Linked DNA regions of Homo sapiens: region 2 is linked to region 1. A link is an interaction called in ENCODE POLR2A ChIA-PET data of the cell type or tissue named here. Cell type or tissue: IMR-90. All regions are shown on one strand.

Region 1 (8,000 bases):
TTGTGGTAGTTGAGAATCTGAAGGACAGAAATACTGGAGTAAAGAAGCAGGCTTTCAGCTGGGTGAGGTGGAGGTTACAGTGAGCTGAGATGGCAACACTGCACTCCAACCTGGGTGACAGAGGGAGGCCCTGTCTCAAACAAACAAAAAAAAGAAGTGGTCTTTCAAACTGAGAGAGAGAATTGAGATTAAATTATTGCTACCTGTTTACTTAGATTACTTTCTTTTTTTTTTTTTTGAGACGAATTTTCTTGTCACCCAGGCTCAAGTGCAGTGGCGCGATCTCACCTCACTGCAACCTCTGCCTCCCTGGTTGGAGTGATTCTCCTGCCTCAGCCTTCCGAGTAGCTGGGATTACAGGTGCTCGAACTCCTGACCTCAGGTGATCCACCTGCCTTGGCCTCCCAAAGTGCTGGGATTACAGGCGTGAGCCACAACACCCAGCTGAATACTTTCTTTTTTTAGAAGGTCATGTAACTCTTGTCAATATAATTATGTCATGGATTTTTTTTGTTGGCACTTTAAAAGAAGATAATTAATTTAATAGTTACTCTGTCCCTTGTTACTTGTCCTTTAAAATACCTTTGCTTTAAAAAAAAAATAAACTTGCAAAAGCAGTATACCAGCTTTAAAAATATAAATATAATTCTTTTCATTTTAGATGGAAATCATATTATGTAGAATACTTGGGTGACATCTGCCTGAGAGATCTCCAAGAATTACAGGTATCTTTAATTTAAAGATTAACTTTTTCTCCTAAAGAAAAAACACCATCGTTAAGTTTAGTTGTGATTATGTGGCTCTACCATACAGAAGAGTTTGTTAAAAGTCAAACTGCTGGCCAGGCACAGTGGCTTGCATCTGTAATCCCAGCACTTTGGGAGGCTGAGGTGGGCGGATCACGAGGTCAGGAGATCGAGACCATCCCGGCTAAAACGGTGAAACCCCGTCTCTACTGAAAATACAAAAAATTAGCCGGGCGTAGTGGCGGGCGCCTGTAGTCCCAGCTACTTGGGAGGCTGAGGCAGGAGAATGGCGTGAACCCGGGAGGCAGAGCTTGCAGTGAGCCGAGATCCCGCCACTGCACTCCAGCCTGGGCGACAGAGCGAGACTCCGTCTCAAAAAAAAAAAAGAAACCTTATCTCTATTAAAAATACAAAAAAAATTAGCTGGGCATTGTGGCATGTGCTTGTAATCCCAGCTACTGAGAGACTGAGGCAGGAGAATTGCTTGAACCCGGAAGGCAGAGGTTGCAGTGAGCTGAGATCGTGCCACTGCATTCCAGCCAGGGTGACAGAGTGAGACTCTGTCTCAAAAAAAAAAAAAGGTCAGACTGCAAACATTATTTTTATTGCCCCACAATTAATAGGGTTTTTTTTTTAATTTTTAGAAATGGGAGCATTTATAGTTAACATATCAACTTAGATATAGTGAGTGTTTTTTTTTTTTTTTAAGATAGAGTTTCCCTCTTGTTGCCCAGGTTGGAGTGTAATGATGCAATCTTGTCTCACTGCAGTCTTTGCCTCCGGGGTTCAATCCATTCTCCTGCTTCAACCTCCTGAGTAGCTGGGATTACAGGCATGTGCCACCACGCCCAGCTAATTTTGTGTTTTTAGTAGAGACGGGGTTTCTCCATGTTGGTCAGGCTGGCCTTGAACCCCCGACCTTAGGTGATCCACCCGCCTCGGCCTCCCAAAGTGCTGGGATTACAGGTGTGAGCCACCGCGCCTCGCCAATATTTTTATTATATAAAAATGTGACTGTAGGCTGGGCACAGTGGCTCTTGCCTATAATCCCAGCGTTTTGTAAGGCCAACGCAGGAGGATCGCTTGAGGCCAGGAGTTTGAAACCAGCCTGAGCAACATAGTAAAACCCTGTTTATACAAAAAATAAAATTAGGTATGGGGGTGGCATATGCCTGTAGTCCCAGTTACTCAGGAGGCTGAGGCAGGAGGATCTGTTGAGCTCAGGAGTTGGAAGCTGCAGTGGGCCATGATCATGTTTTTATATCTCAGACTGGGTGACAGAGTGATACTATGTCTCAGTACTCCATAGTCTTTTAGACTGGTTACAAATTCTTTTTCCTTTTGGTAGACGTGAGTGTCACTATGTTACCCAGGCTGGTTTGGAACTCCTGGTTTTGAATGATCCTCCAGCCTCAGCCTCCCAAAGTGTGGGGATTATGATACAGGCGTGAGCCACTGATACAGATGTGAGCCACTGTACGTGGGCCTTTTTTTTTTAAGTAGAAGATTATTTACCTGAATTATTATTATTATTATTATTATTTTTGGAGACAGAATCTCTCTGTTGCCTAGGCTGGAGTGCAGTGGCACGATCTCACTGCAGCCTTGACCTTCCAGGCCCAAGCAGTTCTTCGATGTAGCCAGGACTACAGACGCATGACCGCTATGCCTGTCTTATTTTATTTATTTGTTTATTTTTTGTGTGTGTGACAGTGTCTCACTCTTGCCCAGGTTGGAGTGCAGTGGCATGATCTTGGCTCACTGCAACCTCCTCCCTGGTTCAAGTGATTCTCCTGCCTCAGCCTCCCAAGTAGCTGGGATTGCAAGTGTGCACCACCCTGCCAAGCTAATTTATTTTTTATTTTTTATTTTTTTATTTTTTCAGATTGAGTCTCGCTCTGTTGCCCAGGCTGGAGTGCAGTGGTGCAATCTCTGCTCACTGCAACCTCCGTCTCCCGAGTTCAAGCAGTTCTCCTGCCTCAGCCTCCTGAGTAGCTGGGATTACAGGTGCATGCCATCATGCCTAGCTAATTTTTGTATTGTTAGTAGAGATGGGGTTTCACGTGTTAGCCAGGATGGTCTGGATCTCCTGACCTCGTGATCTGCCTGCCTCGGCCTCCCAAAGTGCTGGGATTACAGGTGTGAGCCACTGCGCCCAGCCTAATTTTTGTATTTTTAGTAGAGATGGGATTTTGCCATGTTGGCTAGGCTGGCCTCAATCTCCTGGCCTCAGGTGATCTGGCCACCTTGGTCTCCCAAAGTGCCGGGATTTTTTTTCTTTTTTTCTTTTTTTTTTTTTGAGACGGAGTCTCGCTCTGTCGCCCAGCCTGGAGTGCAGTGGCGCGATCTCGGCTCACTGCAAGCTCCGCCTCCCGGGTTCACACCATTCTCCTGCCTCAGCCTCCCCAGTAGTTGGGACTGCAGGCGCCTGCCACTATGCCCGGCTAATTTTTTGTATTTTTAGTAGAGACGGGGTTTCACCATGTTAGCCAGGATGGTCTCGATCTCCCGACCTCGTGATCCACCTGCCTCGGCCTCCCAAAGTGCTGGGATTACAGGCATGAGCCACCGCGCCCAGCTGATTTCTTTTTTTTTTTTTTTAAATGTGTTGTAGAGACATGGTCTCACTAGGTTGTTCAGGTGGATCTTGACCTCCTGGCCTCAAGGGATCCTCTCATCTCAGCCTTCCAAAGTTCTGGGATTATAGTTGTGAGCCACACCCTCAGTCTTTGTTTTAGATTATGGTTGGTTGTTTTTTTTCAGACAGATTACCTACTTCAAGTAGACTTTATATTTGCTTTTGTATTTAATCAAGATTTGTTTATATAAATTGTTTATGTACTGTTAAATCCAAATGCTCTTACACTTTAAGGTTCTATTAGTTTTAGATTTTTTTTTTTTTTTTGAGATGGAGTCTCACTCTGTTGCCAGGCTGCAGTACAGTGGCGGGATCTCGGCTCACTGCAACCTCCGACTCCCTCGTTCAAGTGATTCTCCTGCCTCAGCCACCTGAGTAGCTGGGGATTACACGCACGCACCACCACGTATAGCTAATTTTTGTATTTTTAGTAGAGATGGGGTTTCACCACGTTGGCCAGGATGCTCTTGATCTCCTGACCTCGTGATCCACCCGCCTTGGCTTCCCAAAGTGCTGGGATTACAGGCGTGAGCCACCGCACCTGGCCTAGTTTTAGATTTAAATCGCTAGTTGATATTGTTCCTTTCAGCTCATCAGTTGAAATGGTAGTTGTGTAGAAAAGTTAATGGGTGTTTGCCACAATCTTCTGTGAGTTGAAGTTAGGGTTTGTGACTGTTTCACTTTCTCAACTAGTATTCTCTTTTCGTTTATATGTAATTAAGTAACATTTCGCTGTTTGCGGGCTTTTCTTTTTTGAGATGGAGTTTCCCTCGTGTGTGTGTGTGTGTGTGTGTGTATGTGTGTACGTGTGTGTGTGACGGAGTTTCGCTTTTATTGCCCAGGCTGGAGTGCAGTGGCGCAATCTCAGCTCACTATAACCTCCGCCTCCTGGGTTCAAGCGTTTCTCCTGTCTTAGCCTCCCAAGTAGCTGGGATTACAGGTGCCTGTCACCACGCCTGCTTAATTTTTTTGTATTTTTAGTAGAGACAGGGTTTCACCATATTAGCCAGGCTGGTCTCGAACTCCTGACCTCAGGTGACCCACCCATCTCAGCCTCTCAAAATTCTGGGATTACAGGCGTGAGCCACCGCACCCGGCCAATGGAGTTTCACTCTTGTCATCCAGGCTAGAGTGCAGTGGCGCAATCTTGGCTCACTGTAAACTCTGCCTCCCGGGTTAAAGTGATTCTCCTGCCTCAGCGTCCCGAGTAGCTGGGATTACAGGTGCATATCACCACACCTGGCTAATTTTGTATTTTTAGTAGAGATGGGGTTTCGCCATGTTGGCCAGTCTGGTCTTGAACTCCTGACCTCAAGTGATCCACCCACCTTAGCCTCCCACAGTGCTGGGATTACAGGCATGAGTCACCACACCCGGCCAGTAGAACTCTTTAAACCTGAAAAATCAGTCAACTTTGCAGACTAGAGGAGGATGTTGAACACCTATGTGTGTTTTTTTTTTCTTTACCAACTATGCACCTATTTTTCAGACACCTAAAAGTAATGTCTGTGAAACAGTGGTTTTCTTTTTCTACATATTACAGCAGGAAGTGTTCCTATTTATGTACTGTCTGTATCAATACTAACGGGGCATGATAAGCAAAATTTTAAACTTTGGTAGTTAAACCTTTATGTTGCCTCCCCTCTGGGCTGCCAGCTGTGGGGATGTGCTTCTCCCTTAAGGACTTTGGCAAGAATAACAAGTTCATTGGAATTTGACTTTCTGACATAGAGCAGACAGCCTTGCCCTGTCATGCCAGGCCTTTCATGTGAAGTTACCATTTATTAGCTGCTTCTGTCTCTCCAGGGAAGGATTTCCCTTTTATAAGCCTGGGCCAGGGGGATGATAGTAAGATTCCCCATGTGATACCAGAGTTGGAATAGGCTGTAGTGAGATTAGGGCCAGGACTGTCCCATTTTGATTCTTGAATGGTTTCTGTTACAACTTGTCATGGGGAAAAAGTAACACTTATTTTTTTTTTCCTCCCTTAGAAGACAAAAATACTAATGCATTTGAGAAAGCGGTAGTTTTGGGGGGAGGGGGAAAAAGCAACTGCTTTCCTGATCTGCAACTTGGCTGGATGCTAAGATGTCAGTGGACATGAATAGCCAGGGGTCTGACAGCAATGAAGAGGACTATGACCCAAATTGTGAGGAAGAGGAAGAAGAAGAAGAAGACGACCCTGGGGACATAGAGGACTATTACGTGGGAGTAGCCAGCGATGTGGAGCAGCAGGGGGCTGATGCCTTTGATCCCGAGGAGTACCAGTTCACTTGCTTGACCTACAAGGAATCTGAGGGTGCCCTCAATGAGCACATGACCAGCTTAGCTTCTGTCCTAAAGGTGAGCAGTGTTGTAAACTCCAGTGTAATCCCCCCCAGTTAAATCTAAGGATGAGCTGTTGTTAATTAATGTCTCCTCCAGACTAATTGAATGGCCTTGTAGCTTGAAACCAAATTTAAGTGTATGTCAACATCATTTGGACATTTTGTTACATTTACTTTGTTTTCTAATATATGCATGTCTAAGGTCCTCAGATTCCCAAATTAGTAAGAATTAGAAAGTAGGGGTGGGACAGATTCAAGAAAGATGTACCATACCAGAAATGTGTAGTAGCAGAATTGCACAACTTTGCACGTTTCAGGAAGTGAGTTTTCAGAATTTTATGAGGTTGATACAATAAGCATCAGAATCACCATCTTCTGTACGACTGTGAGTGACTGATAAATGTCTTGAGAGTATACAGATCCCTCTGGTTTGCCCTGAATAGTCATTGCCTTTGGGCTAATGAGCTCATTTGTTTCATGTACTGATTTTAATAATAATTCTTTCTTATGCTTGTATTTCATTGATTTAGGGGGTGTTAGTATGGAAATTGTAAAGAATGAACAAAGTTGATTACCCCATCAGCAAGCATTTTATTTAACACATAAGCTAAAACATACCTTTGGATGTCTTGTACCTTAGGCCAGTTATTATCCTATTTACATTTTTTATGATCATTTTGACAGTTTCCCAACAAGCATGTTTCCTTCTCTAACACTGGCCATTATGGGAAATTGGAAATATTTCTCTTTAGTGTTTTCACTAATCTTTTTTCATGAATTGTTACTTGGATTTTGTTTCTGATTAAATTGGAGGTCAAAAGGGCACCTTGGCATGATGTCAACCAAATAAATTTTATTGGAACTTAAACAGAAATAACTAAGGTGTGCCTTGTATGATTTCTATAAAATTTGCTTTATCTACTAGTTTAGGGATTTTTTTTTTTTTCCCCAGATGGTTGGCAAAGGCTAATACCTTGAATTTAGATACTCAGGTCTTTATTAGCAACTGGCTGGAAGCTGAAAGCTAAGTTGTTTTTTTTTTTGTGTGACTAATTTCTAGAAGTGATTGTAGACTTCCTGTCTTGTGCTGAGCAGAAAACTCTGAAGAATGAGGACCTATGGATCCTCTGGGTTTGGGATTTCTGCACTATGGCTATAACAAAGCTGCTGGACCCCTGCCTCCAGAGGGCATTTCCCTGGTAGAAAACAATAATCGGGTTTCTCTTCCTCACCATGCACACCTCTCCCTTGTTGATCAATAGTTTTCTTTTGCTTTAGTCATACTGTCAGGTTATATACAATGTTGGTATTTAAAATAAGAAAAGGATATGTTCATAATGTTAGGTTAGAAAAAATAATATTAGGAATTATGTAGTGTGTAACCATGCTCTGGACAGTGTCAGTTGACCAAGTTCATGAGGATGTTCCTGTCTATACACAAGAATTCTCAGATTGTCAAGCCTCTGTGCTGGCTTTTTCTGCCCTGCTAGAGACAGCTGAGGGGCCCAAGCACCTGTCCGTCCGTCCGTCCGTCCTTCCTTCCTTCCTTTTTTTTTTTGTTTTTTAATTGTGGTAAAATATATGTAACATAAAATTTACTGTTTTACATTCTTCCTTCTTATACATGGTCAGCCTCCTGGAAAGCTTTCCCTTCGCCGCCTCATCTCTTACTGCCCTTAGGAGTCCTCAGAGTCTAGCTCATGCTTTCTCTGAGTGAGTTTCCTTGAGAGACCCTAGAGCACAGTGGCCATGCCTTCTTTGGTCTGTGTCCAAAGAATACAGCTCGTTTATTTTTTTAGGTTATGTACTGCAGTCTTCTGACTGCTTTATGTTTTACCTGTTCACACATTTTGGCATGATCTCTCCAACTAGATTGTCAGTTCTTGGAGAGCAATAACTGTCTTGTACCTTATCTCCTCCATCATTCTTGTCACACTATTTCATCTACAGTAGGTATTGAATAATTGCTTGGATACTTGTGGATTTTGTTGATTGTTGGTGATAGTAGCAGCTGCTGCTGTGGGTGTGAGCTAGATTTCCTAGTCCCTGATACATTTTGTTTCCTGTTGGAAATGAAATGAAAGGGCATTGTTCTGGCCTTTAAGACTGAGAAGAGTAAGAGCAAAAAGAACTTGTAGCAGAGATGAGGGAATAAATAAGAGAAGGAAGAGAGTTGAAACAGTATGAAAGGGTTAAAGAGAAAATGGAGCAAAGAGGAAAATAATCCACAAAAATTTAGATGTTGAGAGTTTATTTTTTCCCTTCTGCACTTCACTGAGAAATATGTTA
Region 2 (8,000 bases), 320 kb before region 1:
GGGGCTCATCAGATACGTGCCCACTCAGGAGAGGTTAAGCTCATGTGGCTCCTTTTAGGAAAGCCAGCCAGACATCAGCCCCGCAACTGAGGCCCATAATCAGGCTAATTTTTCTGACCTTCATCCTCAGGAGGGACAACAGGCAGCCCTAAGCCCAGAGGAGACAGACTTTAAGAGCCTCACCTTGAAAGCCAGATGCTCCAAAAAGTAGCCTGCCCCATTATTCTTCTCAGTCTCAAAACGGCTGCCAACATCAATCCACACTCCCACCTGGTCAAGAAGCCACCAGAAAAGGTTACAAACAAACCACTCCCCAGCCCCCTACTCACACCCCACCTGAGTGACTCAGTACAAGCCCCAGGCAGGGACTTATGAATCCTGGAGTCAGGGAGAGCTGCCCCAGCAGGACCCCTGTGCTTGGGGACACAGTCATGCTTGGAAAACAGGGGCAGCCGAATGACTCGTCACACCACATCATTGCTCTCCTGATTGGCTATCAAGGACCCACAGGGACACTTCTAACTGTGCACATTTACCTGGTCTCACCAGCATACAAATCCTTAAATTCACTCTCAATTTTCAGTTAATTATTTGTTTTTGTCTAAGCATACAACATATCATTTGCAAATAACAACTTATTTTTTCCTTTCTAAAAATTACACGCTGCCTTTGTTCTGGCAATGATTTTATCCTTTCATCATTAAGGAAGGGACTATTGGTTTAGACTGTATATTTTATCACACTAAATATTGTTCCTATAATATCTTTTTTGTTGTTGTTTTTAATCAGCTCTGAACACCAAACAGTGTTGCCTTGGCACCCAATAAGGTAATATTAATTTTCTTGACAGCCTCCTGGTTGCTGTGAAACACGCACCACAGGCTGGGCGCGGTGGCTTATACCTGTAATCCCAGCACTTTGGGAGGCCAAGGCAGGTGGATTACGAGGTCAGCAGTTCGAGACCAGCCTGGCCAATATAGTGAAACCCTGTCTCTACTAAAAATACAAAAATTAGCCAGGTGTGGTGGCACGTGCCTGTAGTCCTAGCTACTTGGGAGGCTGAGGCAGAATTGCTTGAACCCAAGAGGCAGAGGATGTAGTGAGCCAAGATCGTGCCACTGCACTCCAGCCTGGGTGACAGAGAGACTCCATCTCAAAAAAAAAAAAAAAATGTAAAAGAAACACGTACCACTCACCCCACTTGGTCACACGGTCTAGTCTTTTAATTTACTATTTGTTCACAGCTGATTTAAGTTTTTCACATCTACTTTCCTAAGTACTTTTTTTTTTTTTTGACATGGAGTCTCACTCTGTCACGAGACGAGTGCAGTGGTGTGATGTCGGCTCACTCAACCTCTGCTTCCTGGGTTCAAGTGATTCTCCCGCCTCAGCCTCCCGAGTAGCTGGAACTACAGGCGTGCACCACCACGCCCAGCTAATTTTTGTTTTTTTGTGTGTGTGTGTTTTTTTTTTGAGACGGAGTCTCGCTCTGTCACCCAGGCTGGAGTGCAGTGGTGCGATCTTGGCTCACTGCAAGCTCTGCCTCCCAGGTTCATGGCATTCTCCTGCCTCAGCCTCCCGAGTAGCTGGAACTACAGGCGCCCGCCACCACGCCCGGCTAATTTTTTGTATTTTTAGTAGAGACGGGGTTTCACCGTGTTAGCCAGGATGGTCTCAATCTCCTGACCTTGTGATTCGCCCGCCTCGGCCTCCCAAAGTGCTGGGATTACAGGCGTGAGCCACCGCGTCTAGCCTAATTTTTGTATTTTTAGTAGAGGCGGGGTTTCACCATGTTGGCCAGGATGGTCTCAATCTCTTGACCTCGTGATCCGCCTGCCTCGGTCTCCCAAAGTGCTGGGATTATAGGCATGAGCCACTGCGCCCAGCCAAGACTTTTTTTTATTGTATAAATTTATGGGGTACAAGCACAATTTTTAGAAATTTCTATCCACACCTGAAACTCCATTTTTTTCTTTTTTTTTTTTTTTAAGACAGAGGGCCTTGCTCTGTCACCCAGGCCAGAGTACAGTGACATAATCATGGCTCACTGCAACCTCTTATTCCTGGGCTCAATCGATCCTCCTGCTTTGGCCTCTCAAAGCCCTGGAATTACTGGTGTAAGCCACTGTGCCCCGCCCACAAGTGTGATGTCATTACAGGCACAGAATGCACAAGTAGTCAAATCAGGGATTCTGAATTATCCATCACCAGAATAACAAACCTTGTACCCATTAAGTAATTTCTTTTTTTTTTTTTGAGATGGACTCTCGCTCTCTCACCCAGGCTGGAGTGCAGTGGCTCCATCTCGGCTCACTGCAATCTCTGCCTCCCGGGTTCAAGCGATTCTCTTGCCTCAGTCTCCCCAGGAGCTGGGATTACAGGCGTGTGCCATGCATGGCTAATTTTTGTATTTTTAGTAGAGATGGGGCTTCACTATGTTTGCCAGGCTGGTCTTGAACTCCTGGCCTCAGCTGATCCGCCTGCCTTGGTCTCCCAAAGTGCTGAGATTACAGGTGTGAGCCTCCAGGCCTGGACCCATTAAGTAGTTTCTCATCATCCACCCCTTCATCCTTCCAAGTCTTCACTGTCCATCATTCCACTCTCTACATCTGTATGTACGTATTTTTTAGCTCCCACTGATAAGTGAGAACATGTGATATTTGCTTTCCTAAGAGATGTCAATGCATATACCATATATCACACAATCTTAGATGAACATGTATTTCACATCTAACATCTTGGAATGCAAGAGGCATTTTACAATCTATAGTATCCTTTGATTAAAATTGGCAAGATTCTTGAGATTCTTTCTCTGGCACTGGAGCACAGACAGCTCCTTACAATCTAGCACATTTTAGAGTTCATGTAATATAGCATTCTTTACTATAACAAGTGACATATAACAAGGAAGTTGCAGGCCACCTTTTCCTATGCTTAGTAACAATTTAAATCGCAGGACATTGTTTCTGGAAAACTAAAAGGATGTGTCAATAAAAACATCTGGCCCTGGGGCTGGGGGCTGAAAGGAGGAGGAGATAATTATTTCTTGGGAATCTTCTCACCTATTCATATATCTATCTGTGACTCAAGATTTCTTGTGTCAATTTAGAGAATTTGTATTTTTTGGAAAATCACACATTTCATTGTACTGTTAAAATGCATTTGCTTCCTAAAATGTATTTCTGGTCTAGCCTGGAGATTATGACCTTGGGCAGTGAGGCTGACAGACCTGGACCCCTGCAAGTCACCTAAGGTGTCTGAATCCCATTTTCCGCATTATAAGAGGAGACATGATCACTTCCCTTATATGGGCTCCTTAACAAAAGGCTGGAAAAGAATTTGGCCGCCTACTTAACGGGCATTATATGCTAAATAATGTTGGCTTATAGTGAAGATTGTCCCGTGAAGCCAAGGCGTGGCTAGGGTAGGGAATGGGGCCATTCTCGGGGTGAGTGGTCCTGGGTCCGAACCCAAACCACAAACGGGAAGACTCGAGCCCAAGGTCACACCCCAACCAGGGAAAAGACGGCAGGCCCAACCTGGAGGCCCTCTCCCCAAAAGCGTCCCCAACTCACCGTGCAAGTGGGCTGAGAGGACTGCTCGGAGGCCACACGCAGGCCGTTGTCCAGCAGGCTAACCTGCGTCTCCGGCACGAACTGGAGCGCCTGAGCGAAGGTTGCCGTACTCCGCAAGGCTGGCGTCCGCAGCAGGGCCGGCTGTGGAAGGGAACAGCCGCGAGTGAGGACTCGGTCAGGGGATCGCTCCCCACCTCCCAGGTCCTCAGGAGGACCCCCGAACCCCGCCCCTAGGCAAGCGGCGAGATACCTTTCCCCGCCCTCCGCCGTGACCTTCCCACGGCCCTGACCCCGCGTCCTCCCCACCTCGACCTGCCACTGCTAACAGCCCACACCTGTCCGCTTCCCGAAGCCCTGTCCCGAAGCCCCGCGCTCTCGCCACCACCTCACCGAGCGGCGGGCGCGCAATAGCACTTGTGCCCCGGCGGTAGCGGCCCGACAGACCACGGACGCCGCCATCTTCCAGCTGCAGTCGGCCCTGTTGCGCCGCGCAAGCGTAGACTGGGCGCGTTGGCGGTCGCGGCGCAGGCGCAGTACCGTACAGTTGGTGCTCGGCCGCCTCCTGGCGGGAACCGGGACAGTCTATTGTGCTGGCCTGGCTTTGGCTGACTGGCTCTGACCGCGCTGCCGCCAGTCCCTGCGCACATCAGTCCACCTGCCGTCCATCAGCCCGAGCAGGTCCGCCCGCCGTGCAGTCCATCTCCCCATTCCACGCGTGGAAGTCAGAGTGCATTATGTTTCTCACCAGCCGCGCTGCGTACTGAGGTCTGGCGGGCGGGGAGTTGCAGCCACAGCGTGTCCGCAGGTTCGAGCCCAGGGCTAAAGTACCAGCGTGGAAACTTACCTGGGACCACAAGTTGGTGCTGAAAGTCAGTATTTTTTTCTCTTTATTTATTTTTTATTTTCTGAGACAGGGTCTCGCTCTGTCGCCCAGGCTGGAGTGCAATGGCGCGATCTCGGCTCACTGCAACCTCCGCCTCCCGGCTTCAAGCGATTCTCCTGCCTCAGCCTCCCGAGTAGCTGGGATTATGCCCGGTAATTTTTGTTTCTTTAGAAGAGACAAGGTTTCTCCATGTTGGCCAGTTTTGCGCCCTGCCAGTTTTCTCTTTAAAAGAACTAAGTACAGGCCGGGAGCGGTGGCTCACTCCTGTAATCCCAACACTTTGGGAGGCCGAGGCAGGTGGATCACTTGAGGCGAGGAGTCCAAGACCAGCCTGGCCAACATGGTGAAACCTTTCCTTTTCTGTAAGAGGAAAAAGAATTCTGGCTGGGTGCAGTGGCTCATGCCTGTAATCCCAGCACTTTGGAAGGCCGAGGTGGGCGGATCACCTGAGGTCGGGAATTTGAGACCAGCCTGACCGACATGGAGAAACCCCGTCTCTACTAAAAATACAAAAGTAGACGGGCGTGGTGGCGCATGCCTGTAATCCTAGCTACTCCAGAGGCTGAGGCAGGAGAATCACTTGAACCCGGGAGGCGGAGGTTGCGGTGAGCCGAGATCGCGCCATTTCCAGCCTGGGCAACAAGAGCGAAACTCCGTCTCAAAAAAAAAAAAAAAAAAAAAAAAAGACTTCTAAGGTATGCTTTGTTATGTCAACTAAAGAAAAAAAAAAACAAGCTTTTAAATATTTAAAGTTAGTTCTATTCAGAAGTCTTACCAAGAATTGCAACCCGGGAGAGCCTTTCAGGGAGTTTCTGCTAGACTGCTCCAAAGCAGTGTTTCCGACAGTTTATACACTGGTGGTGGCGGCTCTCCATGTGCTCAGAAATTACATCAAATGTGCTCAGAAGTTACATTAGAGCATAAATCTCATCAAGGTTTGGGTGCAAGAGTACATCTGTTTATAGGTCACAGAAGCATAATCATTAATCCTGTCAGACAGTATCTTAAGTACAGGAAGAGGCAAGGGCTAGGATCATTGCATTTTTTACCATGTTGGCCAGGCTGATATCAAACTCCTGGCCTCAAGCAATCCACCCACCTCAGCCTCCCAAAGTGCTAGGATTACAGGGGTGAGCCACCACACCTTACCCAAAAACTACTCTTATACTTAAAATAAAACTATCTTTATAAAAATCATGCCAGATGCCATGACCACAGGCTCTCACACCACACCCAGCTAATTTTTTTTTATTTTTTGTGGAGACGGGGGTCTCATTATGTTGCCCAGGCTGATCTTAAACTCCTGAGCTCAAGTGATCCTCCTACCTCAGCCTCCCAAAGTGCTGGGATTACAGTCATGAGCCACCGTGCCAGGCTGACTTTATTTCTTATAAAGGGTTACAACCTGCAGGCTGGGAGGTGGGCTTCTGGTCAAAACCAGAGACAGACCCTTAAAAAGAGGCAGGAGCTTTATGTCGAATGGCTTGGCTAAACATACATATTCGGCCGGGCACGGTGGCTCACACCTGTAATCCCAAACTTTGGGAGGCCGAGGTGGGCGGATCACAAGGTCAGGAGATTGAGACCATCCTGGCTAACATGGTGAAACCCCGTCTCTACTAAAAATACAAAAAATCTGCCAGGCATGATGGCATGTGCCTATAATCCCAGCTACTCGGGAAGCTGAGGCAGAAGAATCGCTTGAACCTGGGAGGCGGAGGTTGCAGTGAGCCGAGATCGCGCCACTGCACTCCAGCCTGGGTGACAGAGCGAGACTCTGTCTCAAAAAAGAAAAAACAAAAACAAAAAATACCATATTCAACAGGTTACAGGAAGAGCTATAGATACTCATGAAGGGGGTCCTAATGCAAGTATACTGAATAAACATGTGTGTTGTATATGACCCATGTTCACTTTGGGGTGGAGACTTAACATTGAAATACATTACAGGCCGGGTGCGGTGGCTCACGCCTATAATCTCAGCACTTTGGGAAGCCGAGGTGGGTGGCTCACGAGGTCAGAAGATCAAGACCATCCTGGCCAACACAGTAAAACCCCGTCTCTACTAAAAATACAAAAATTAGCTGGGCGTGGTGGCGTATGCCTGTAGTCCCAGCTACTCAGGAGGGTGAGGAAGGAGAATCACTTGAAACCGGGAAGCGGAGGTTGCAGTGAGCCAAGATCGCACCACTGCACTCCAGCCTGGGCTACAGAGGGAGACTCCATCTCAAAAAAAAAAAAAAAAAAGAAAAGAAATACAATTAGCACCATATGTCAAAATGAAGGATACAAAAGCACTCAGTGCACAGGTTCCATAAACCAACTGAAGCCAGTCCCTGGTCAGTGGTCTCTTATTAGGAAAAAGTCACCAAAATCCATCTCTTGTGCAATCAAAGCTATAGTTATGGCTTGTGGGGTCAGTGTCTGGTGATGGATGAACTGCAATTGTTTCTATATTGCTTATCTCAAGGCCAGTGCTTGTTTAGCTGCTGGAGAAAAAGAAAAACCTTGCAGCAGTTAGAACATAGTTTATTCTTTGGTGAACGGCTTAACTCTTGCCTGGCATGGCCTTAATGTCTTGTTTATACTTTGGTATCTTATTGCTACAAAGGGTTCATTCTCTCAGTCTTATGATCTCTATTTTTTTCTTTCTTTTTTGAGACAGAGTCTCATTCTGTCACCCAGGCTGGAGTGCAGTGGCAGGATCTCTGCTCACTGCAACCTCCATCTCCCAGGTTCAAGCAATTCTCCTGCCTCGGCCTCCCGAGTAGCTGGAACTGCAGGCACATGCCAACATCGCTAATTTTTGACAGAGTCTCATTCTGTCACCCAGGCTGAAGTGCAGTGGCGTGATCTTGGCTCACTGCAACCTCAGCCTCCTGGATTCAAGCAATTCTCCTGCCTCAGCCTTCCAAGTAGCTGGGACGCCACACGCCACCATGCCCTGGCTCAAGTGATCCTTCTACCTCAGGCTCCTGAGTAGCTGGGAACACAGGTGCACACCATCATACCCAGCTAACTTTTATATTTTTTGTAGAGACAGGATTTCACTATGTGGCCCAGGCTGGTCTCAAACTCCAGGCTCAAGTGAGCCTCCTGCCTTGGCCTCCCAAAGTGCTGGGACTACAGATGTGAGCCACCGCCCCTGGACGTGATCTCTTTTTTTTTTTTTTTTGAGATGGAGTCTCGCTCTGTTGCCAGGCTGGAGTGCAGTGGCATGATCTTGGCTCACTGCAACATCCGCCTCCTGGGTTCAAGCGATTCTCCTGCCTCAGGCTCCCAAGTAGCTGGGACTAAGGCATGTGCCACCACACCCAGCTAATTTTTGTAGTTTTAGTAGAGATGGGATTTCACCATGTTGGCCAGGATGGTCTCGATCTCTTGACCTCGTGATCTGCCAAAGTGCTGGGATTACAGGCATGAGCTACCACGCCCGACCTTTTTTATTTTTGAGACCGAGTTTCGCTCTTGTTGCCCAGGTTGGAGTGCAATGGCGCAATCTTATCAGCAACCTCTGCCTCCCGGGTTCAAGCGATGCTCAT

The links. Peaks named below come from ENCODE experiments on the same cell type or tissue, not always from the same donor. Only the 100,000 strongest peaks of a DNase experiment are listed, where the experiment ranks them.
Region 2: POLR2A ChIA-PET joins it to region 1 with 11 read pairs; 4 of 35 experiments call an interaction of 5 or more read pairs at or near these places.

Annotation. Positions count from the first base shown.
Region 1 is chr3:48,922,087-48,930,086 of GRCh38, forward strand. ARIH2 (ariadne RBR E3 ubiquitin protein ligase 2) reads left to right here. Exons shown (of 16, transcript NM_006321.4): 2 at 662-725; 3 at 5,376-5,727. The coding sequence starts at 5,473. Among named protein-coding and RNA genes, the nearest start is that of ARIH2OS, 6.7 kb to the left of the region's middle. RefSeq lists enhancers at 1-70, 2,073-2,573, 2,574-3,074, 4,848-4,907. In IMR-90, no CTCF peak of the experiment used is centred here; no DNase peak of the experiment used is centred here.
Region 2 is chr3:48,605,587-48,613,586 of GRCh38, forward strand. It overlaps UQCRC1 (ubiquinol-cytochrome c reductase core protein 1), which reads right to left and starts at 4,060. Exons shown (of 13, transcript NM_003365.3): 1 at 3,966-4,060; 2 at 3,576-3,716; 3 at 184-270. The coding sequence starts at 4,034. RefSeq lists a silencer at 3,681-3,780 and enhancers at 3,951-4,050, 4,130-4,644, 4,341-4,450. In IMR-90, a CTCF peak has its summit at 4,138 (motif pointing left); a DNase peak (open chromatin) is centred at 4,125; H3K4me3 peaks cover 1,270 bases; H3K27ac peaks cover 2,838 bases.